5 separate regions of the Homo sapiens genome follow, and regions 1, 3, 4 and 5 are each linked to region 2. The links are chromatin contacts, found by Hi-C or POLR2A ChIA-PET in ENCODE. All regions are on one chromosome and are shown on one strand. The core of a region is the stretch at or near the end of the contact, and the rest is flanking DNA. Distances in the headings are between cores, read along the strand shown. Region 1 holds the start of PPP1R26 (protein phosphatase 1 regulatory subunit 26). Region 2 overlaps RXRA (retinoid X receptor alpha). Region 3 has its middle 19 kb from the start of GBGT1. Region 4 holds the start of DNLZ (DNL-type zinc finger). Region 5 holds the start of QSOX2 (quiescin sulfhydryl oxidase 2).

What was found. Hi-C counts contacts between places; a loop is a spot of excess contacts on that map. ChIA-PET counts read pairs that join two places held with the same protein, here RNA polymerase II (POLR2A). Pooled maps may share reads with other maps.
Region 1: a pooled map shows a loop between it and region 2 (4-fold over the local background). The contact joins the promoter of PPP1R26 here to the enhancer-like site in region 2. A Hi-C loop is called at or near these places in 1 of 37 single-sample maps with no recorded cell type and 1 of 50 pooled maps. POLR2A ChIA-PET finds 5 or more read pairs at or near these places in 1 of 52 experiments (activated CD4-positive, alpha-beta T cell).
Region 3: a loop to region 2 is called in a map with no recorded cell type, with 7 times the contacts of the local background. The contact joins two enhancer-like sites. A Hi-C loop is called at or near these places in 4 of 37 single-sample maps with no recorded cell type and 6 of 50 pooled maps.
Region 4: a loop to region 2 is called in a map with no recorded cell type, with 9 times the contacts of the local background. The contact joins the promoter of DNLZ here to the enhancer-like site in region 2. A Hi-C loop is called at or near these places in 2 of 37 single-sample maps with no recorded cell type and 2 of 50 pooled maps.
Region 5: a pooled map shows a loop between it and region 2 (10-fold over the local background). The contact joins the promoter of QSOX2 here to the enhancer-like site in region 2. A Hi-C loop is called at or near these places in 3 of 37 single-sample maps with no recorded cell type and 3 of 50 pooled maps.

What each region holds. Positions count from the first base shown.
Region 1 is chr9:135,478,265-135,482,708 of GRCh38, forward strand. PPP1R26 (protein phosphatase 1 regulatory subunit 26) reads left to right here and starts at 1,518. Exons shown (of 4, transcript NM_014811.5): 1 at 1,518-1,758; 2 at 4,419-4,444. RefSeq lists silencers at 2,040-2,099, 2,110-2,159.
Region 2 is chr9:134,388,822-134,392,781 of GRCh38, forward strand. All of the region lies in intron 1 of RXRA (retinoid X receptor alpha), which reads left to right. Among named protein-coding and RNA genes, the nearest start is that of MIR4669, 11 kb to the left of the region's middle. RefSeq lists enhancers at 1,442-1,491, 1,852-1,941, 2,322-2,421, 2,472-2,961, 3,002-3,211. Within about 2 kb of position 1,875, at least 7 of the 41 ENCODE cell types and tissues checked have a DNase peak (open chromatin) inside an H3K27ac peak, as active enhancers do.
Region 3 is chr9:133,142,911-133,146,928 of GRCh38, forward strand. It overlaps a transcript of RALGDS not described here. Among named protein-coding and RNA genes, the nearest start is that of GBGT1, 19 kb to the right of the region's middle. RefSeq lists enhancers at 178-307, 358-447, 900-1,459 and silencers at 1,606-1,705, 1,736-1,855. Within about 2 kb of position 1,546, at least 27 of the 41 ENCODE cell types and tissues checked have a DNase peak (open chromatin) inside an H3K27ac peak, as active enhancers do.
Region 4 is chr9:136,361,985-136,366,303 of GRCh38, forward strand. It overlaps DNLZ (DNL-type zinc finger), which reads right to left and starts at 1,760. Exons shown (of 3, transcript NM_001080849.3): 1 at 1,503-1,760; 2 at 1,005-1,144; 3 at 1-196. The coding sequence starts at 1,730. The coding sequence ends at 28. It overlaps CARD9 (caspase recruitment domain family member 9), which reads right to left. Exons shown (of 13, transcript NM_052813.5): 11 at 3,157-3,233; 12 at 2,499-2,575; 13 at 1,972-2,417. The coding sequence ends at 2,318. It overlaps LOC124902309 (a long non-coding RNA gene), which reads left to right and starts at 1,385. Exons shown (of 2, transcript XR_007061863.1): 1 at 1,385-1,468. RefSeq lists silencers at 1,116-1,395, 1,496-1,995, 2,026-2,125 and enhancers at 2,337-3,227, 3,228-4,117.
Region 5 is chr9:136,243,253-136,247,590 of GRCh38, forward strand. QSOX2 (quiescin sulfhydryl oxidase 2) reads right to left here and starts at 2,560. Exons shown (of 12, transcript NM_181701.4): 1 at 2,224-2,560. The coding sequence starts at 2,551. RefSeq lists silencers at 2,088-2,497, 2,528-2,797.

The DNA.
Region 1 (4,444 bases), core at 268-2,767, 1.1 Mb after region 2:
ATTAGGATTCAAGTGATGAAAAGGGCTGTTTCGCCTATCAGACTGCCAAAGACATAACGCAATGACATATCTCAGGGCTGGCAAGAGGACAGGCAAGCGGGCATGCCCGCTCACCAGTGGGTGGACGGCAGGCTGGCCCCGCATTTCTGGAGGGCATTTTGGCAAAATGCAGCATAGTCTTTGGCCCGCCGGCCTCTTCTAGGGATTTGCCCGCAGGAAATGCTCAGAGCCGCTCTAAGGAGGCATCATGAAAGCTGTTCACCACAGCACTGTTTTAAAAACTGTGAAGCAGCATGCCAAAACCTTAACAGCCCATGTCTCTGGGAAGTCACCTTATTAATTAGATCATCTCCCCAAAGTTTGGTAATGAAAGAGTATTATTTCATGAGAAAAAAAAAATTGCTTTTTGAAAAAATTCACGAAGGCATTAAAACAATTCTTTAATGGGTTTCCTGACCCAAAACTGGCCCTCCAGCTTCCCAGGCTGGCATGACTAGAAGCACCCCTCCAAGGCAAGTCTCTGATTTTGATCCTATCAAATCTCTGACACTTTCTAGACAGGAACCGAACCCACAAATTCATCTCCCAGACACGTGTGGATCAGGGCCCAGGGGGCTTACAGAAGCAGCGCGGTGCCCCTGCGCACCATCTGCCCCTTCCACGAGTGGGCGCTGAGGGAGGATCCAGTCGGGTCTGCCCGTTCCCCGCCGCCCGGGGATGCTGAGCACACCCGGGCCACCGCCAGCCTCGGGCACACACCCTGGACCTTTTATAAAACAAAACTGGGAAGACTTTCAAGGTCACATGGTCAGTGCACAGCAGAAGCAGAAACAGCAGCGGCCTCAAGGTCCGGGGCAGTTCCTAGAAACTGTTCCCTCCCCCGAACCTGGCGGCAGGTGTGCTCGAGGAGCCGCCGCCCCGGGCAGGTCGTGCGTCCACTCCCCGCCGCAAGCTCGGGTGGGGCAGCCGCGGGGACACGCGGGGGCCGCCCCCGACCCCGGCCCAAGGCTGTGGGGCTGGAGGGGCGGGCGGGCCGGTCTCAGCCCGGAGCCCCGCGTGAACTTCGGGGAGGAACTCGGTTGGCGCCGGGGCCCCGCACGCTCCCTTCCCGCGGCTCCGAGCGCTTTCCCACGGCCACGCCCCCCGCGCCCAGAACTTCCCGGCGACCCCGCGCCCCCTGCGCGCCCCCCGGAGGTGGCCGCGGTACGGGAGGCGGGCAGCACGGGGCTCGGCCCGGCCCAAGCGCCTTCGCCCCGCACCCCGCGGAGGGGGCCGCGTCCGAACCGGGCGGGGCGGGGCGGGGGCGTCCCCGGGGCGCGGGCGCGGCGGCAGGTGGGCGCGCTCTCGCGGGCGGGGGTCCGGCCGGGCCGCGCGCCTCCCCCGGAACTCGGCCGTGCCATTCCCATGATGCCCAGCCACGGGCACGGCTTCCGGAGTGCGGCCGCCGCCGCCACCGTCCGGTAGGTCGCGGGGAGGGGGCGGCTTGGGGGGGTCGCCCCGCCCCCCGCCCCGCCCCTCCCCTCCCGCGCTTCCCACGGCGCGGCCCGGGCGCGGGGCGGCGGCAGCGGCGGCGCGCGGGGAGGCGGGGAGGCGGGGGGCCCGGCCGGACGCCCCTGCGCCCCCTCCCCGCGCCCCGGCCGAGGGCGGAGCGCGCTGGCCCTGCAGCCTCCGGCCCGCCCCCGGCCCGCCGCCTCCCCCGGGACGTGGGACGCGGGCGCAGGCGGGGTCCGCGCGGCGGGCGGCGGGGGACGGGCGGAGGTGAGCGGGTGCAGGGCCGGGGCCGGGGGGCTCGGGGGCTGGGAAGCTGGGGGGTCGGGGACAGGAGGGCCAGCCAGGCCGGGGCCGGCGCGCCGTGCAGGCCGCGGCGGGCGGGCGGCGGGGGCTCCCCGAGGCAGGCGGACGGGGATCGGCGCCGGGGCTGCTCCGTTCCCCGGGCGGGGATCCTGTCTCTGGCCTCCGTGCGACTCTCGGCCCGCGCGCCCCGCGCTCCTGGAGCCCCAGGTGAGGCGCAGGTGAGGGCCCGCGGTGGGGAGCTTTGGCCCGGCCCGGGGCGGCCGCTGCCCTCCGAGAATGGCCGCGGCCCGGCCGGCCTGGAGACTGCGGTTCACGCCCTGCGCCAGGCGGAGCTTCCGGGAGGGTGGCCGCTCTCCCGGGCCCCAAGCTCGCTAGTCCTCGGATCCCAGAAACATAACTCCGGGGGTGCAGACCTGCTTGGAGGCCCGGCCTCTTCCCTGGGAGGCGTTCACTCCCGCCGGGCCGAGGACCAGGTCGCCGATCCCAGCGGCTAGGGTGAGCGCGCCCTCGGGGAGGGGAGCTCCCTTGGGGGACCCTGCCCAGCCCGCAGGCCGTGAGTAGCCCAAGCTTGGGAGTCAGGGGAGGTCGGGCCGGGGCAGCCGGGAGGGGCTCACCTTGCCTTCAGTTCCCAAGCACAGGAAATGGCGGTGCAGCTTTGCTGGGGGACGCTTGTAGTGAGGTTGTAAAATTGCAGCTTCTGGAAGGCTGGGAGCTGAATTCTAGCCCACGCCCACTTCTGGGTGGCTGGAGCGGGTCCTCCTGCTGCCCCGCCCGCTCCTGCACCGGGGCTCCTCTCCCTGGCCTGCAGACCCTGGCCTCCCTACCCTGGGGGGAAACCCCACCTGGGAGGTAAGACCGCTGGCTGAGCTGCTTTTCGGCCAACCGAGAAATGTAGAGTATTTGGGGGCGTTTCTCACAGGTGGGCAGACTGTTAGGATGGCGAGGGCCCAGTGTGGGTGCTTTGGTTCTCTCCAGAAGGTTGATGTCTGGACCGAGAAGGTACCCGAGTGTTCTCCACCGCTTCCTAAAATCTGACACCGTGTGGCCTTGGGGTGCAGGTGCTGGGTGTCCCCACAGCCACCCTCAAGACCGTATCCTGAGGCAGCAATTTGACAAAGCCTGCACCTCTGGCTTGGGCCCACACCTATCTCTAAGGACTGATTAGGGGGCTTTTCTTGTTTTTTTTTTTTTTTTTTTTTTAGAGCCAGAGTCTCGCTTTGTCGCCCAGGCTGGAGTGCAATGGCTGATCTCGGCTCACTGTAATCTCCGCCTCCCTGGTTCAAGCGATTCTCGTGCCTCAGCCCCTGGAGTAGCTGGAACTACAGACGTGGGCTCCCACGCCCAGCTAATTTATGTGTTTTTAGTAGAGATGGGGTTTCGCCATGTTGGCCAGGCTGGTCTCGAACTCCTGGCCTCAAGTGATCCACCTGCCTCCACCTCCCAGAGTGCTGGGATTACAGGTGTGAGCCACTATCCCCGACCCAGGGGGCTTTTCAAGAATGATTCATCTCGCATAATGTTTTAAAGCCACAAGCTGTCCTGGGGAGACGACCCCCCTCGATTTTTTTTTTTCTTTCTGAGATGGAGTCTCGTTCTGTCTCCTAGGCTGGAGTGCAGTGGCGCGATCTCGGCTCACTGCAACCTCTGCCTCCTGGGTTCAAGCAATTCTCCTGTCTCAGCCTCCCCAGTAGCTGGGATTACGGGCACACGCCACCACGCCCAGCTAATTTTTGTATTTTTAGCAGAGGAGGGGTTTCACCATATTGGCCAGGCTGGTCTCAAACTCCTGACCTCAGGTGATCCACCTGCCTCAGCCTCCCAAAGTGCTGGGATTACAGGCGTCAGCCACTGCACCTGGCCAGATTTTTTAATACCATTCTTGAACTAGGTGATTTGACAACTTAGAAAACTGTTCACTGGGTGTCCAGGCCTTCTCTGCAACCAGTCAGAAGCTGTAAATGTGGCTAGTGGAGAACAGACTATTTCCCCAGGAAAACTCCCCTCCCCGACCTTGTCATCTAGTGTAAAGACACTGACTTGGGCCGGTTTTCTTAAGGTAGTATTTAAGGTAGTATTCTTAAGGTAGTATTGCTGTTTAAGGAGTCAATAGTCTTAATTTAGACGCTCCTCAGCCCAAGGCTAATGCAAATGTTTTGTCATTTATGTCATTTTGCAGAGGCAATTTGAATAACACCTACAGTAAGGCAGGCGTGGGTTTGCTAGCCAGTGAAAGAGCTCCTCTCGCATTGTTGGTCCCCCAGTGCTCTGTGTCAGTGGGGAATCTCTCCAGAAGGTGACTTTATGGGGGATGTCATGGGCTGCAGTGGGTGGCCAGAATTTGAGAACTAGCAGATAACGTCACATACGTGCCCCATCCCCATCACTTCAGCCAGCATCAGATCTGCTGTCCAGGATAGCTATACATTACTTGTGGTTAAATGTATTTGTCTTAATACATTAAGTTAAATATATTTGTACTTGTGGTTAAATGTCTTAGAGTAAGTTCCTTCAAAAGTTAATTTTGAGCCCTTAAGTTAATGATATTTCTTTCCAAAAAAAAAAAATTTATCAACTGTAGCTTCAGCCTGTAATTAGATGCCTCTGATTCTCTTTGATTCTGGTAGTCAAAAGTCTATTGAAAAAGCAGAGA
Region 2 (3,960 bases), core at 625-3,124:
ATGCTGAGGGTCTCCAGGTGTCTGGAGGCTGTGAGTTCTCTGGAGGGACAGAGCCCCCTCCCTGCTTGGTGGGGGCTGCTGCTTGACGGACTGGGTGTGGGTCAGAAGCCCTGGAAGACACATTTCTGGCTCCTCTCCTTCGTGCTGGATGCCCCAGAGGGCTGAGACCCGGTGACCTGCCTCCTCCAGGGTGGCCTCAGGCCTGTGTCCACTCACCTCCCTGCCAAGCTCTGGTCCTCCAAGGAGGGGTTTGGTCTCCTGGGTCCTCCTCGGAGAGTCACATCCGCCACCTGGCCGGTCCTGTCGTGGACGCCCTCAGCTCGCTCCCGTCCCCTGCCCCTCTGGATGGCACAGACTGCACGTTGTTGCCATTTCACGGAACCCGTTTTCCCGGATTTGTCAGGAGGGGAGAGAATGGTGGAAATGCAGTTTTGCTGGGTTCCCTGCACACGTGGGCGCTGGCTTTGGTCACCCCCGGGGGGTTGCTCGTGGGATCCAGAGAAGTGGACGTTGGTGAGGCCAAGCAGGCTGGGAAGGGTGCTGGACAGGGACAGCAGAGGCCTGGCCCCAGGGGGTTAGGGGGCCAGGGCTTGGGCGCCTCTGTCCCGGGCTGGGGGCTTTGGACTTTGGGGGTATAATGGGGAGCCCTGGGACAGCAGAGGGCTAGCCCCAGAGGGCTAGCGGGGCCAGGGCTTGGGCATCTCTATCCTAGGCCTGGGGCTTTGGATTTTGGGGGTGTAATAGGGAGCCCTGGGAAGTTCTGATGGTGACAGAGTGGACATTCTGCCAAGTGACCAGTGGAGGGGACAGTGGTGGAGAGGGTGTGCTGAGCTGGCCTTAGCCTGGCCTGGGCAAGGTCTGGACTTGGCCATGTCTGGCTCTGCCTGTACAGAGGGGGCTGGCAGACGTTCCTGCGGGAGGCACTCTGTGGATGGGGTCACCCAGAGTCTGGACAGAGACTCCATAGCTGCAGCTGGCCTCTCCATCCCTCCCCTTCCTTCCGAGGCCCCTGGGGGCTGCCGGCTAGGCTGGGAGTTACCGTGCGTGCTAGCTGCAGCCCCGTCTCAGGTTCTTGGGGCTGGGCACCGAGGAGCAGAGAAGCTGCCTGCCACCTGTTCACCCTCGCATCTGCAGGCCAGCGGCTCGTCCCCTCCTGCTGCCACAGTACCCTGATATGTGCCGATTGGTGGGATTGGGAGGGGACACAGCGAGGCCTTGGGTCAGAGCCTTGATGAGGATGGGGGTGGCCGTCCTGGGGGCAGCAGGCCGGAGCCTGCGCTTGCCTGCATTCCCCGGCAGGATTTTTCTCTCGGCCTCCTGGGTCGGCATCTCCTTGGTGCAGGGTGGAGTCCGCTCCCCAATCCCTGGGCTTAAGGGAAGGGGAGGGGGAGTCTGACACACAGTGGGTAGGGGCCCGGGTGCCCCTAGAAGTGGCCAAGTTCAGACCTAGCCCAGGCCAGGCTAAAGCCAGCTCAGCACACCCTCCTCTCCATTGCCGTCCCTTCCACGGGTCACTTGGCGGGAGGTCCACTCTGTCGCTGCCAGAAGTTCCCAGGGCTCCCCATTACACTCCCAAAGTCCAAAGCCCCCAGTCTGGGACAGTGGGTGGGGGGCCAGGCCCTACACAGCAGGCACGGCAGCCAGGAGGGAGGTTTCTGAGGCTCAGCCTGTGGGGCCTGTGGCGCCTGTGGCCACGGGGTGGTTTGTCTCGCTCAGAGTGGTGATGAGCCTGACCCGGGCCCTCAGCAAGTTTCTGCGGGGCAGGAGGGACGTGCTGAGGCTGAGCTCGGAAGAGGCAACTCTGGGTGCAGTTGAGCCTCTGGGCTGGTGTCGTTGAGCTCCGCCGCAGCCCTGGGAGTGGCAGAGGCAGGGAGGGCGCCCATGTTGGGGTTGTGATGGGGGAAGTCCTGCTCAGCGGGCTGACGTCCCGTTCTTGGTCTGTCTCATGGGTGAGGCCCTGTCCCCCGTCTGCAGATGCCCCGCCAGTCAGGCCCCTGCACATGACAGGCATCCGGCTCAGGTGCGTGGGTGGTAAGCCTCTTCTGTGGGAAGGATGCTGCGTGCTAGGGTGGGCCTGGGCTTATGGCACGGGTGTGGAGGGGATTCTTGGAAAGCCGGCACCAGCTGGAGAGGGTCCCCACTGCCAGCCTTGGGTGCTGAGCAGGTGCTCTGTCCTTCAGGGGTTCCCTGCCTGGACTCTGTCCACCGCGTGGCCCCGGTGGCCATGCCCTGCCTATTCTAAGCACCGGTGCCCCCATCTGCAAATGGTGCTGCTCAGCGGGCCGTGGGAAGACTGGGGATGTCCCCCAGAGAGGCCGGCCCCATGCCAGGCCCCAGGACATGCCTGGGGGAGCATCCTCTGCCCTGATCATTTCAGAGTCCCCGACTGAACCATCGTGTTGGCCTCTGGCATGGAGCTGGCCACGCTCCACCACAGGTGGGACCTGAGGAACTGCAGGGGTGTTCCTGAGCCAGGTGGCCGTGCACATGAAGGTGGAGACGAGAGCCGCCCTGAGGGTGGAAAGCCTGGCCGTTCCACGACAGAGCTGCTGGCAGCGGTGGCAGGGCCTCTGAGCCACCGAGAGCAACATGGCTCAAAATGAAACAAGAATCATTTCTTTTCCTGTTGAAGGGAAACTACCCCCAGGAGCCCACAGGCTGGGGGCCCCCTCGCCACACAGGCGGGCTGTGGGGCAGGCGGGGTTTCTCCAGGAATTCCCCTGCTTCCCACTCACCCTCCTCGAAGGTCTGGCCCTGTGGTGGTGCTAGACACAGTTCAGGGGTACGGCCTGGAAGGGAGGCTGCGCTGCCCAGGAGCCCCTGCCTGGCCCTGGAGAGGTGAGCATTCTGCCAAGTCCCCGAGCTGGTACCCGTCCTCCAAGGTGGGCGTCATTGCTGGAACTCTCAGGGCTCATGGGTGTCTGCTGTGTCTGGCCACCCTGGTGGTCGAGGGGTGGCCAAGGGGTGGACCGAGGCTTCAGAAAGCCAGGCCTCCAGGCGTTGACCCGGCAGCTCTTGTTCCGGGCTTGGAAACATCTCGCCTCCTTGAGCCCTGGTTCCTCCCCTGCAGGACGGGGGCAGGAGGAGCGGCTCCCCCTTGTCACCACACTTCTGTGAGCTCATGTAATGAAATGTTGGCCTGGCGTGCACCTGCAGTTAGGTGTTTGAGCTGTGGTAGCTGCGGCCTACGGCAGCTCTTCTACCACATGATGGAGTCTGTGTGTTTGCAGGGGGCCGTGACAGTCACCTGGCTTGGTGCAGTGTGCAGGGCAAGCCCCGGTGTCAGAGCCTCCATTTTGCAGAGGGGGAGGGTGGGAAGGACGTCACATGCAGGCGATTGGGGCTCCCAGCTTCCTGGTGGCCCCACGCCTTTGGTCACGCCCTTTCCGTGACTCCGCTTCTTTCCACGGGGACTCTGCCAGGACTGGGGCTTGACTCCCGCCCTCCCACCCTCCTAGCCTCTGCCCCAGGCAGCAGATGGGTGGTCTGCTCACGATGCCCCGGGGGGAATGGCCGTACAGGGGCACAGGTCAGCTTACCGAGTGTCTCCGGCCTTGTGGCTGGAAAGCAGCTCTCAGGACTCTCCGGGGCCCCTTGGCATCTTTCTAGGTGGGTGGCCCTGAGCCCACCTCCTCCCTGTACCCCCATGGCAGGAGCTCCTTTTTGGGAACCAGTGGAGCGAGCGTGGCTGGACAGGCCTGGCCCCAGAGCTGCGCGATTTCCATCACGGCTCTCCTCTGGCTTCCTCCTTGGCGCTGGCTGGGCCAAGCCCTCCTGACTTCTGGGTCCCTGGGATGGGTGGGTGACTCCGTCCATGAGGCTACCTGAATTCTCGCTTACCCTAGCCATCTTTAGGCTGGGGGATGTGGGTGCTTCCTGGTAAAATCAGATGCCCTGTAGCTCTCCTAAAAGGGCCAGCCTCAGATTTGCGGTCCCTGGTCCTGGCCCCTGGGTTCAGGA
Region 3 (4,018 bases), core at 296-2,795, 1.2 Mb before region 2:
TTGTGTGCACACGGGGAGGCGCCATTGCCAAGCTGCCACTACCTAGCTGTGGGAGTTCCTTCCCCTTCCAGTGCCTCAGTTTCCCCACCTGGAAGTGAGGATGGCAGTGGCACTTATCTTGCAGAGTGCTGAGCAGATACAAGGGACACTTTAGCACAAGGCCTACAGGCTGGCTGTCATCACCAGGCACCTCTGCAGCAGGGGACAGAGGGAAGGACTCTGTGGAGAATAGTCCTGTGGCTAGCGTGCAATGGTGACTGACCACGCCACTGATGGCAGAGTGGCCACTGAATCCAGGTCCCCAGGCTCGCAGCCCATGCCTTCTCCACAAGATCTGTCTGCCCCATACCCCTGAGCCTTCCACAGAAGCCAGGGTGCTTCCCACAGGCCAGGCACCCAGCGCCAGCCAGGTGTACAGAGGCCAGTATCTGCTGTGTGAATCAATCGCTGAACCAACTGTCAAGGACCAGCAGCCTCAGGGGCGGGCCTGGTAGCTCGGTGAGCGAGGAGGTGGTGGGAGGGCCTTGTGCGGGTAGGGAGGTGACAGTAAGAAATGGCCTCTTGCTGGATGCAGTGTCTCAAGCCTTTAATCCTAGCAGTTTGGGAGGCCGAGGCGGGGGGAATCCCTTGAGCCCAGGTGTTTGAGACCAGCCTGGGCAACATGGTGAAACTGTTTCTACAAAAAAAATCCAAAAATTAGCTGGGAGTGTTGGCGTGCACCTGCCGCCCCAGCTACTCTGGAGGTCTGAGCCCAGGAGGTCGAGGACGCAGTGAGCCGTGATCTGGCCCCTGCACTGCAGCCTGGGCCACAGAGCAAGACCCTGTCTCAATAATAATAATAATAATAATAATAATAATAATAACAACAACAACAACAATAATAATAATAATAATAATAATAATAATAATAAAATAAAGGAATGGCTTCCACTCATTCCACTCCTGGGCCAGCGGCCCGCTGTGCACTCCGCTCCCTTTCGCTGATGCCATGTGAGCAGCTCCATGGCGGGGACCTGACCCCTGCTCCTCAGCCCCACACTGCCTCGCCCCTTTGTATATCAAAGGCGCCTCTGAGGGGCTGTGCTGACCCCCACCAGGAGCAGCAGGACCACCTCAGGCATCCCAGCTCCCCTGAGGCAGGGTCTGGGGCTGGGGTTGGGGGGAAGGACCCCTCAAGTCTCTATCTGCACAGACAGCCCACCCGTGCCCAGGGCTGCCTTCCGAGCACCCGCAGACCTGGGCCTGCAGTAACAGGAGAGCTATCTGCAAACCGCAGTGTCATCAGCCGCACGGCCTCTGGAGAGGCCTGAGAAAGGCCGGCTCAGCTTGCAGGCGAGGAACCAAACGAAAGGCAAACTCCTGGCCCCTGCAGCCTCGCAGGTCCCCTATCCCTCCTCCCTGCCTTCCTTTCCGCCCCGCTGACACCACGGTCTGCAAACCATGGTCCTCCTCGCCACCCCTGTCACCTCCTCCTCCGCCCCCCGCCGGCCTCCGACGCAAAGTCGCCACCCAGTCACCCCGCCTCGGCCCCGCCTGGTTTGATTTCCTCCCGTGTGTGTCACCCATGAGGTGGCCGTGCCCCTGGCCTGTTTACAGCTGTGCGCAAGCTCCTCGCGACCCGAAAGCGAGACCTTTGTCTGCGGCAGCTCCGCGCCGGGCTGGGCGGCCGCACGGGAGGGCACAGCGCCACCTGCTGGTGCTGCCGCCAGAGCGCGCCAAGCTGAGGAGCAGGCGGGCTCCGCTCACGCCCCCACACCCCCTGGCTGGGGGCTGGGTTCCTGCGATGTCTTCCGACTCCCCGCTGCTCCCCTAGTCCCCGTAGGCACGCGGGTACCCGGCCTTTGGGAGGGGGATCATTCCCAATACTCCTGTTACGGGTTGAACTGTGTCCCTGAACAAAAAGATCTCTGGTACCCGTGAATGAGATCTTATTTGGAAATAGGGTCTGTGCGGATAGAATCCGGATGAGGTCATACTGGATTAGGGTGGGCCTTAATCCAATGACTGCTATCCTTATGATAACAGGGAAAATTGGACAGACACGCACAGGCGGACAGACACGAACTGATGAAGGCACAGTTTGCAGTCACACGTCTACAAAACCAGGAACGAATGCCAAGGAAACTGGCAGCCACCAGAGGTTGGAAGATGCAAGGAAGTATCCTCTCCTAGAACCTTCAGAGACAGCATGGCCTTGCTGACCCCTGGATTTTGGACTTCTGGCCTTTAGAACTGTGAGAGAATACATTTCTGTTGTGTTGAGCCACCCAGCACTTTGTGACAGCAGCCCAGGAAGCTGACCCGATAGACACTGGTCCCAGTCATCACCCTCTGTGCCATCACCACACCTCCCCTCCACGAATCAACCACGACCACAGGACACCTCCTTCTGGAATCTCTCTGTGCCCACGCACTCCCCAGATGAGCACTTCCCCTTCCCCTGGCAACTCCCCGGATTCTTGTTACCCCCACCCCCCGCCCCGGCATGGCCTGGGCCCAGGAGACAGATACGAAATGAATGAGTGAATATCCACCTTTGCTACTTCGTCATATTCAGATGTTCGTAAAAATCTGTATGTTCGTCATATTCAGATGTTCGTAAAAATCAAGTGGCAGCAGTGCTGGGGGTTAAGGAAATGGGGAGAGTGATGGCAGATGTGTGAGGGGAGACAAGGGGCACTTCCAGGTACTCACAGCCACCCTGGGAGCTGGGACAGCCAACCAGTGTGTTCTCATGCTCCCAGCCCCTGAGGCTCAGAGAGGGGAAGCCATCTGGGTCACCAAGCTCCTGCCTCTTGCCAGTTCTGTGACCCCAAACTAGCCATTGTGCCTTTCAGGGCCTCCCCAGTCTCCTGACCTGCACAATGGGGATGGTTCTAACGTCTACTTCCTGGGGACATCACCACGCTAATGTGAGACAATACTACAAAACCTGTTAGCTGCCTCACAGACTTAGAGATGGAAGGATTAGGAAGGAAAAGGGCCTTCAGAGACTGCAGGGTCCTGCTGACCCCTGGATTTTGGACCTCTGGCCTTTACAACTGTGAGGAAAGAAACTTCTCACAGGGGCGAGACACAGCCCGGAATACAAGTCGGACAGGCTGGGCACTGGTGCTGTGATCTGGGGAAAGTCACTCCCTTCTTGGTCTGGTTTCCTCATTTGCACCATGAACGGGTTGAAAATGAAGCAAAAATCAGATATCGGCCCCCTGTGGCATATGGGAGCATCTTCCAATGGGAACACCTTCCAATGGCTCCCATGATGTTTGTTTGTTTGTTTGTTCGTTTGTTTATTGAGACAGGGTCTGGCTCCGTCGCCCAGGCTGGAGTGCAGTGGCATGATCTTGGCTCACTGCACTCATCACCTCCCAGGTTCAAGTGATTTTCCTGCCTCAGCCTCCGGAGTAGCTGGGATTATAGGCACCTGCCGAGACACCCAGCTAATTTTTGTATTTCTTTTTTGTAGAGACGGGGTTTCACCACGTTGGCCAGGCTGGTGTTGAACTCCTGACCTCAGGTGATCCACCCGCCTCGGCCTCCCAAAATGCTGAGATTACAGGTGTGAGCCACCGCGCCCAGCCTCCGTTATGTTTAGAATCAGGCCTGACTGCCTCCTCTCAGACACTGTCCCAGGCAGCCTCCACACTGGCCCCAGAGATCCCTGCCTCCTGGTACATAAGTTGCTGAGTGATCCCCTTCCTCCGAGGGTGATTGGATTTAGTGACTGGCTTCTCACCAACAGAACACAGCACAGGTGATGTGAGGTCACTTCCAAGATTTACAAAAAACTATGACTTCTGTCTTGCTTGTTTGCTCTTGTTTTCCTCCCCACCTTCACCCCTCACTCTGGGGAAGTGAGTTCTGATGCCGTGAGCTGCCTGCCCTACAGAGAGACCCACATGGCAGTGAACCAAGGGAGGGCCCCCACCAACAGTCACAGAAGAACTGATGCCCTCAGTCAAAACTGAATCCTGCCAATAACATGAGAATGGCCTGGGGGCGGGTCCTGCCCAGTCCA
Region 4 (4,319 bases), core at 510-3,009, 2.0 Mb after region 2:
GTCCCACAGTGCCGGGGAGCGCAGGAGTCAGCTCGGCTCCGTCTTGCCAGGGCTGGGGGGACCCTCATCCTCACCCGCTTCCGGAGCTGCAGTGGATGTGGGGGCCCCTGCAGCCTCCAGAACCAGTTCCAGGGCCCCCTCGCCCGCCACACGGTGCACCTGCTCGCCTCTGGCCGTCAGGATCTCTTCGATATTTCTGGGGGGCAGGGAGGCAACATGGCTCTTCAGGGCCCCCCAGCCGCCCTGCACTTCAGTCCCCTCAGGGCGCCCCATGGCCAGGCCAGAGCTGCAAGCACCAGGCCCAGCACTCCTGTGGCATCAGGCCACACGGGCACTTCAGACGCTGGCCTGTGTGCCCTCACCAGCCCTGTGTCTCTGCCGGTATGCGCCGCCTCAGGAACCCAGTCTCCTGCTCCTGCCCCCTATGTGCCAGAGGGAAGAATCTGCAGCCCCGGGTCTGATGGGAGGACAGTCCCAGCTCCAAGGGCCAGGTACCACCAAGCACCTGGCATGCTGGTCTCAGACCTGCTGTCGCTGTTACTGTCCTGCCCAGGACCTCCCGGCCAGGCAAGGCCCGGACCAGGCTCCCGGCACCACCTCCACTGCTCTCCCAGCAGCCAGGGCCCAGGCCACACCTCCTGGTCCACACCCCAAGCCTTGCTGTGGGCCAGCCACCCCAAGATGGCAGAGGGCAAAAAAGTTCCACGCTAGAGAGGGACAAGGCTGCCAGTGATGGCAGAGGGCAGGCAGAGGCAGGGAGGCAGGGCCACAGGGCTGGCAAAATTTAACAAATAAAAACGCACCCCCTACTTGGGGCATACTTAAACTCAAAAGCTATCTGGGCTTTATAGGAAATTCTCATTTAACTGTGTGTCTTGTATTGATAAGGTGGCTGGATTTCCCAGGTGAGATCTATAAACCTCAACACTAGGGCAAGGTTCCCCCAGGGAGGCCAGGGTACTTCTGGGTGGCCTTCTGGCCCAGCCCTGGGGTACAGGCCTCACCTCTTCCCATTCAGGTCCGAGAACCAGCCCAGGTTGTCAGCGATGATATGGTGGTTCTGGCAGCCGGGGCAGGTCACAATGACCACGCCTTGGTGATAGGCCAGCTTGGAGATGCGCTTGGAGGACCTAGTCCCGCAGACCTGGCTGGGACAGGGTAGCTGGTGAGGCTGTGAGGGCCGCCACGCCCCTCCCGGGAAGACCCGCCCCTCTAGGGGTAGCTCCAGCCACCTCACCCTCTCCAGAGAAGGCCCCGCCCCCGAGGGATAGCTCCACCCACCCCCAACCTCGCCCTCTCCCGGGAAGGCCCCGCCCCAGGGACGGCTCCACCCCTCCTCATGGTCCGCCTCCGCTCCCTCCCAGAAGCCCCAAGGGGTGGCTCCACTCCTTCCTGTGACTTGACCACGCCGCCTCCCGGATCCCCGGCGGGCCGCTTCTCCCCGCAGGCCGTGTAGCGTCAGATACGGGTCTGTCCCCGGTTCCGTCCCGCCGCGCGCCTACCTTGCAGGTGTAGACGAGCTGGTAGTGCGCCGCCTCCACGCGCCCCAGAGCCGCCGCGGGCCCCGGCCCCTGCTCGGAGCTTGAGCGCCGCCAGCCCCAGGCCCAGGCCCGCCGCCTCCCCGCGACCTCTGGACGGGCCCCGCGGCCCCACAGCCGCCTCAGGCAGGGCGCCCGGGGCTGCACGCGACTCAGCAACCTCGGCGCGCCGCGCAGCGCAGTCCGCAGCATCCCGCTCGCCGGCTCCGTCCGCCCTGCCCCGGCCCCGCCCCGCCGCCATCTTGGAAGTGGGCGCCGGGCGGAAGCGGCGTTCTTGGGCTTCCGTCTTCCGGGTCGGGGGCGCGCTGCGCTATGCCGCCCCCTGGCGGCCTGAGGGGGCCCTGCGTCCACGTGCAGCTCGCACCCCGAGGACACCGCGGGCCGCAGCGAGGAGGGACGGCCGCGGGGCTGCGCGCGAGTGTCCGAGCGGGAATGCGGGTCACCCGTGCTGTTTATTTACGCAGCTGTGTTTTCTAACACTAATACAATGCATGCATGTATTGTGTGTTACATGGTGAAACAGAACAGATCCTGAAGTTACACAGATGGCGTGTGCATGGGGGTGGTGAGCACCCGCATGGCCTCCGCAAAATGAGTGCCGCTTAACAAACGGCCCCAATGCCCGGCAGTCCGGCTGGGCCTTTCAGGGCACCAGATTCCTCGTTCCAGGCCAAGTCAGCGACGGCTCGGGGAAGTCTGCGCCCCAGGGCGTCGGCACCCCCGGGTGGCAGGAGGCCGGGCCGGTGGGTGTGCCCTGGTCGGGGCCTGCGCTGCTGCGGCTAGGAGCCCTCAGTGTCGGTGTTGTCGCTGCCCGTGGTGTTCTCCCGGTCCTCCTCCCCCTGCCGCCATCCTTTCTGCATCTTCCTGAGGGCGCGCTTCCTGTGAAGACAGGTGTCTCAGGCGCGACCCGGCTGCCGCTCCCCAGCCCGTTTTGGAGAAGCCTGGGGGCCGCCCGCCTACCTGCGGTAGTTCTCAAAACTCTCTTTGAGGCGCCGCCGCTCCTTCTCGGGCGGCTCCCCGCTGCTCAGGCCTGCGTCCTGGAGAAGGGGGAAGGCTCGGGCTCCGGCCGGCTCCCCTGAGGGAACCCGTCCTTCTCACCCGCCCCCCACTGGCCCCTGTAACTGCAGACTGGTTGGGAGGCGAGGAGCCCAGACAGCCTCAGCTCAGCGCCAAGCTCTCCCTGTGGGACCTGCCTGTACCCCTGGAGGTGAGCCGGTGTGGGTAGCCTGCATTTCAGATGCCAAGACACACCCAGGAGGCCAAGCCACGGCTCCAGCCTGGGGTCCGGGCCATTGTTTCTACAACAAAGCCCGAGGTGGTGCTTGCTCTCAGGACTCCTGTGTTCACCTCCTCATCCACTGTAAAGGCCCTCGGAAAACCAGGACCAGGCACATCCACGTCCAAAAAGCCCCCCAAGCTGCTGCAGTGCCCAAGAAAGGGGGATCCACTTCGCAGCCCAGACACCGCACCCCGAGCACTGTGGGCAGAGACCTTGTGGTCACTCCTCAGCTGTCGTCGGGGCCACCGCAGGGGGTGCCCAGGGCAGGGAGCCACTCTCCCTGTGATCGGTCACCCTGAGGCCCACGGCTGGGAGGACCCCACCCCGGGGAAGCCTTACATGGGGGTTCCGCAAAACCTGCTCCTGGTGCAGAGCTGCAAAGGGCTGTTTCGGGCTCCCCCCGCCGGCAAGGCAGCCTGGAAAGGAGAGTCGTGCCTGTGGGACCTGCCCATCTGCTGGGCCACGTATAGCACGGCTGCCCCACCCCTCCCCGGCATTGCAGTGGGGCTGTCTTCCAAGGCCTGGTGGGATCCCCACATGGGTCCAGTGTAGACTCTGCTTTCTGTAGATGAGACTGAGGCCTTATGGCCTCGCTTGCCTGTTCATTGCTCCAGGAGGCCGCCAGATGCCAGCCCAGGCCCAACGCTCCCGCCAGTGACCATCCCTCCCCCGAGCTGGCTGCCTGCCAGGGAGGAACGCCTCCCAGACCTCGGGGGAACTTAAACCCTGGGCCTGAGCAGCACCGTCCCCCATCACTCCAAAGCATCTGTGGGCATGGCGGCCCTGGGGAGAGAGTTGGGGACAGCTACAGTGGCTGTCTGGGTCCTCCTGAAGTGGGGGCAGGGGTACTGCAGCAATTGGGAGAGAACCTTCAGGCGGCTGGACCCCCTCAGAAACCGCCAGGACCTGGGCAGACCAGGGATCAGGACCCTTGGGCAGAAACCACGCACGTCCAGTCTCAGCCCCACTGCGGTGAGGGCCAGGCCAGGGCTGTCCTGGCCATTGGCAGCCCCTTAGAGCCAGCCCCTCCCCTGCTCACCCTCCAACCTTCACACCTGCCCCTGCTCCTGCCACAGCCACCCAGGGGGATGGGGGCAGTGCCTGAGCCGGACTCCTGGGTCCTGCTCGCCTCTGTGCCTACATGGGGGCTTGGCATCCCCATGTTCAAGTGTTCTGAGCTGCAGCCAAAGGCGCTGGTCTTCACTTCCCCGTCTGCGGCTCCTCCTTCCCCTTCCGCCTCTGCTTGGAGGCCACGGCCTGGTACTCAGGAAGCTTGTCCAACTCCGGTGCAGCCTCCCAGGACCCCTCTGCTGGGCCCTCCCCAACCCCTACCTGACAGCACCTTCAGTGCAAACACCTACCTCATCACCACTGCCCACTCCTGGACACTCGGGAGCTGCTCCCAGCTAGCCACCCAGTCCTTCCCCCAGACAGGCAGAGGGGGCCTGCCCTGCCCGCTAGAAGCCCCTGCCACTGCCTTACCCCCACTGCACCGGGACACA
Region 5 (4,338 bases), core at 1,310-3,809, 1.9 Mb after region 2:
TGTAGAGAATCTCCCTCCCTTTCTAGGTCTTTCCTGGATCTAGGAGACATTTAACGAGTCTGACAGCATTCAGGTCTGAAAAGAGACATTTACCCTCTATTCTCCCCAAGGCTGCTGCCTGTGAGGCTTCATCTACTTAACCTTGGCCTCCACAGCCCCTTTAGCTTAACTCAAGCATTTCTCTTTGCTGACTTCAAGTCTTTAGACAAAGCTTAACTCTTTCAATCAATTGCCAGTCAGAATCCACCTATGATCTGTAAACCTACCCCTTCCTATACCTTACATGTACTGATTTATGTCTCTCTGCCTATAACTTCTGTCTCCCTAAAATGTATAAAATCAAATTAACGTGACTGCCTAGAGCACACTTTCTTAGGACCTCTTGACACTGTTCCCCTGGCCATGGCCACTACACTTATTGGCTCAGAACAAACCTCTTTCAGTATTTTATAGTTTGGCTTTTTAGCCAACAGGACCCTCTGCCTGGGCTCCCTGAAGCCCTCTCCCTGCTGCCTGGTCAGGTCACCGCTGTCTTTCACTTTCAGCCATATCCTCCTCCAGTCTCAGTCTCAGGCACAAGCCTGTTCTTCCTGTCGTGACTGGGAAGACAGTCAGCCTCACTAAAGGAGGCTTACTGAGTTGAGTTCATCACACCACTGGGTATGGACGTTACTGTGTGGCTCTCAGGAGGGGCCTTCCTTCTGAGCTCCAGGGACAGTTCTCAAGGCTGCCTATGTGCTGCTTCGGTTACAGAATTTGCAATATTTGAATCTGGTACGATCTTTAGACTTCAGCGACTCAACTGAAAAAAAAAAATCAAAACCAAAACCCACAAAAAAAGTGACCAAGTCCTGCCAGGGCCACCTGCATTTTAATGAACATATCTGTTTCTGCCACTGAATAACACACAAGAACTGAAGGGTTCCCTACGTGATTGAATTACTTGTTTGTTTTCCTAAAAGCAGTGTCTAAAAACCCCACTGAACAGTTTTTCTGTCCATCTCTTCCAGTCTCTGACCTCAGTTCTGAGTCAGGTCAACAGGGACATAAGAAAACATGAGATCAAAGAGGAGGAATCCATTAGAATCAAAAGGCCCCAGCTCTCTAAGAGGAGAATGCATTTTAAAGATAACCATTTACAGTAACATACAAAAGCCCTACTTAGACTTGAAAAAAAGTTTCTTTACAAATCTGTTTGCGATGAGAAAAATACAGCAGGATTGGGTGTAAGGCATAAAAACAAAGGTGCAGGAAGAAAGAGTAGCAATTTGTTACAGATCTTGCCCACTGAAACATGTAATTTGAGGTTAGCACAACACAGGAAGTCCTGCCAAACCTCACTGGGTCGGGAGGACCTCCTACTTCAGTGATTTAAATACCATTTTAAGGGAAGGGTGTTGTGAATGCCCCCTCCCACGCCAACTCTAACCTGTAGAGCAGGCGAGTAACTTCGTGACTGGTTAACAACGTGCGACCAGATGAAAGCACTAAACAATAAAGTGCGGAACACTACCAGCAGTTTGGTGAAAGATTTCTCAAAGGCTGTGCATCTGTGATCAAGGAGCCCACCAATGAAATTCTTTGTAGAGTTAAAAAAATTGCTTTATAGGTTGTTTTGGGGTATTATAGAGAAGTCTCCAGAGTATTTGGACTTCTAAGTTGTGGGTTCACTTTGAGCACCCACTATATGGCCAGCGATCCGAACCAGAAAGTTAATGATGAAGGTTCAAAGGGAATGGGGTGGCTACGAGTGTGGAATAGGAATGAGGGATCCTCAGAGAACAGGAATTCTGGGCACTGGGGATGGGGTGTGTGGACGCTAGGAAACAGGTAGGGTAGGAGGCCTGGAAGGTCAATGAAGTTCTTGGGGCTCAAAACATAGGTATTTTGAGAGCTGGGATACGGGAGGGCTTCCCTATCCCCAAGCGTGCGGTGAGGGCTGCGGGAGAATGGTTTCATTTTGACTTCAGACAGCCCAACTCGTCAGGATCTAACGGGGATTAACTGGGAGAGACATGGGGAGCAGCTGGCTTAGTCTCCCGCCCCTGGAAAGGCCAGGGTTGGTCCGAGTCGGGTGCCTCTGTGGGGCAGGGACTGGCTCTGCGGTAAGGAAAGAAATACGGGGGAGGGGCCCCGGGACCCGCCTTCTGGGGCGGTCGCAAGGGGTCCCGGAAGGCCGCGGTCCCGGGGGTCGGGGGGTCCCCGCGCGGGGGCGCGCCTCACCTCGCACATCCCCAGCCAGGGCCCGCCAAGTGGGCGCGTAGCCGATGCAGTGGCCACACCACGACGAGTAGAACTGCACGAGCCACGCGGCCGAGCTGTTGGCGGTGGCCCCGCGCACGCTGCCGCTGTCCAGCACCCACACGGCGTCCTCGCCCGCGCGGTACAGCCGCGCCGCACCGCCCGCGCCCGGCCCCACCGCCGCCGCCGCTAGCAGCACTAGCAGCCGCGGCAGCCGTGCGGCCCGCGGCGGGGGCGAGCGCCGGGCTCTCAGCGCAGGTCCCGCTCCGATTCCCGGGCTGCGCGCCACCGCCGCCCCGGCCGCCGCCATGTTGGAAGTGCCGCCGGCGCGCTGAACTTTCACCCTGGCAACCACCGTCACGTGCGCCGGCGCGCCCGGCCCCGCCCCCGCGCGCCCAGTTCTGTTCCGCCCCGCCCCCTCACGTCTGACCCCGCCCTCTCTCCCCGCCCCCGCCCCCGCCCATGCGTGGCAGCCCCGCCCCCAAGAGTCTGATGACGCCATCTCCCCGCCCAGGCGCGGCAGGCTCCGCCCAGGCCCCGCCCCACCCCGCCGCGCGTTCCCCAAACCCCTTCCCTGAACAGGGCCAGGTGGCCACATTTAGCAAATGGAAGTGCACGACGCCAGGTTCAACGTGAATTTCAGACAAACAGTGAGTCGGTTTTTCAGCCTAGGTCTGTGCCATGCCTGAAATACAAATTTAACAAGACATTCTTAGACGTAAAAAACTATTCCGGGGTTCTTTTACTTGGCAACCCCACCTGGGGCTTCAGAGGGTCTGCAAGCCAGCCTCGACTTTTTAATATGATATTGGAACGCTTAGAAAATGCAGCAAAACATCCACTCAAAGTCAGATGTGTTGTGTGCTACCTTTTAGGATGTTCCAGTCGAATGCAGCTTCACGGTTTGGAAATGAAATCATATGACTTTTTTGCTTCATTGAACAGGATACCTGATTTTTTTTTTTGTTCCTATTCCTAATTTTTACACATGTCAAGATTTTCTCTGAACTGTGTGACCAAAACAAAACAAGGGAGTGGGCGAGCCTGGGCAACATAGCGAGAGCCCATCTCTTAAAAAAAAGAAAAAAGCCGGGCATGGTGGTGCACACCTGTAGTCCCAGCTACTTGAGGGGCTAAGGTGGAGGATGGCTTGAGCCTGGGAGCTTGAGGCTGCAGTGAGCCGTGACTCTGCCACTGCACTCCAGCCTGGATGACAGAGCGAGACCTTGTCTCAAAATAAATAGATAACTGTATTGTGGGGTTCTGTGTAAGATTTTGTTTAAAAGGTTTTGCTGCTAACAATGGTTAACCCCAGATGAGAGGATTCTCCCCAGAGGGCCCCTGGCCAAGGCGTCTGCTCCCTTTTCCTCACGTCCTGCGTCTCCCTGTTCATGTTTCCTTCCATCACCCACGTTTCCTGGCTTCTGCTCTGTGCCAAGCCCTGGAGACAAATCAAGAACAAAACCGAGCCCCCAGTGTCCCTGGCCTGCATTTGGGCAGACCCCAAACAAACCAACGCGTAAAGCAGCCACCGCGTGCTATGAAAAGCAATGAAGCCGGACACGGAAGCAGGTGCCAGCAGGGCTGCCGTACAGAGGAGGGTGGGGAGGTCTTTGAGAAGGTGACCCGAATGGAGAAGGAGGTGAGGGAGGAGGCACACATGCAAAGGCCCTGGGGCAGAAGGGTGCTGAGCACGCTGGAGGAACAGCAAGGAGCCGGACCTGGTGGGAGCGGAGCAAGCTGGGGGAAGCGTGGGAGGGAAGAAAAGCTGAGAGCCCGAGCGAGACCCAGGGGGCCTCACAACCTGGGCCGCAGACTCAGACTTTGATGCTGAATGGGGGGGTGGCCACGGAAGGATCGGTGCAAGGATGCAGCTCTGCCCTTCTAGTTGCAGAGTAGGAGGGGCAGGAGGGGAAGCAGGGGACCTGGGAGGGGCCGCCGCCTCCTTCCACAAGCTGGAGGGACTCCGGGGAGGGGTGAGAGGCAGTGCTGGTGGAGGGGTCGGCTGAGTCTGGGTGGAGGCAGAGGGTGTCACATTCGCAGAGTTTGGGCCAAAGCAACCAGAGGAATGGGGTTGCTTACGGCTGAGACTAAATC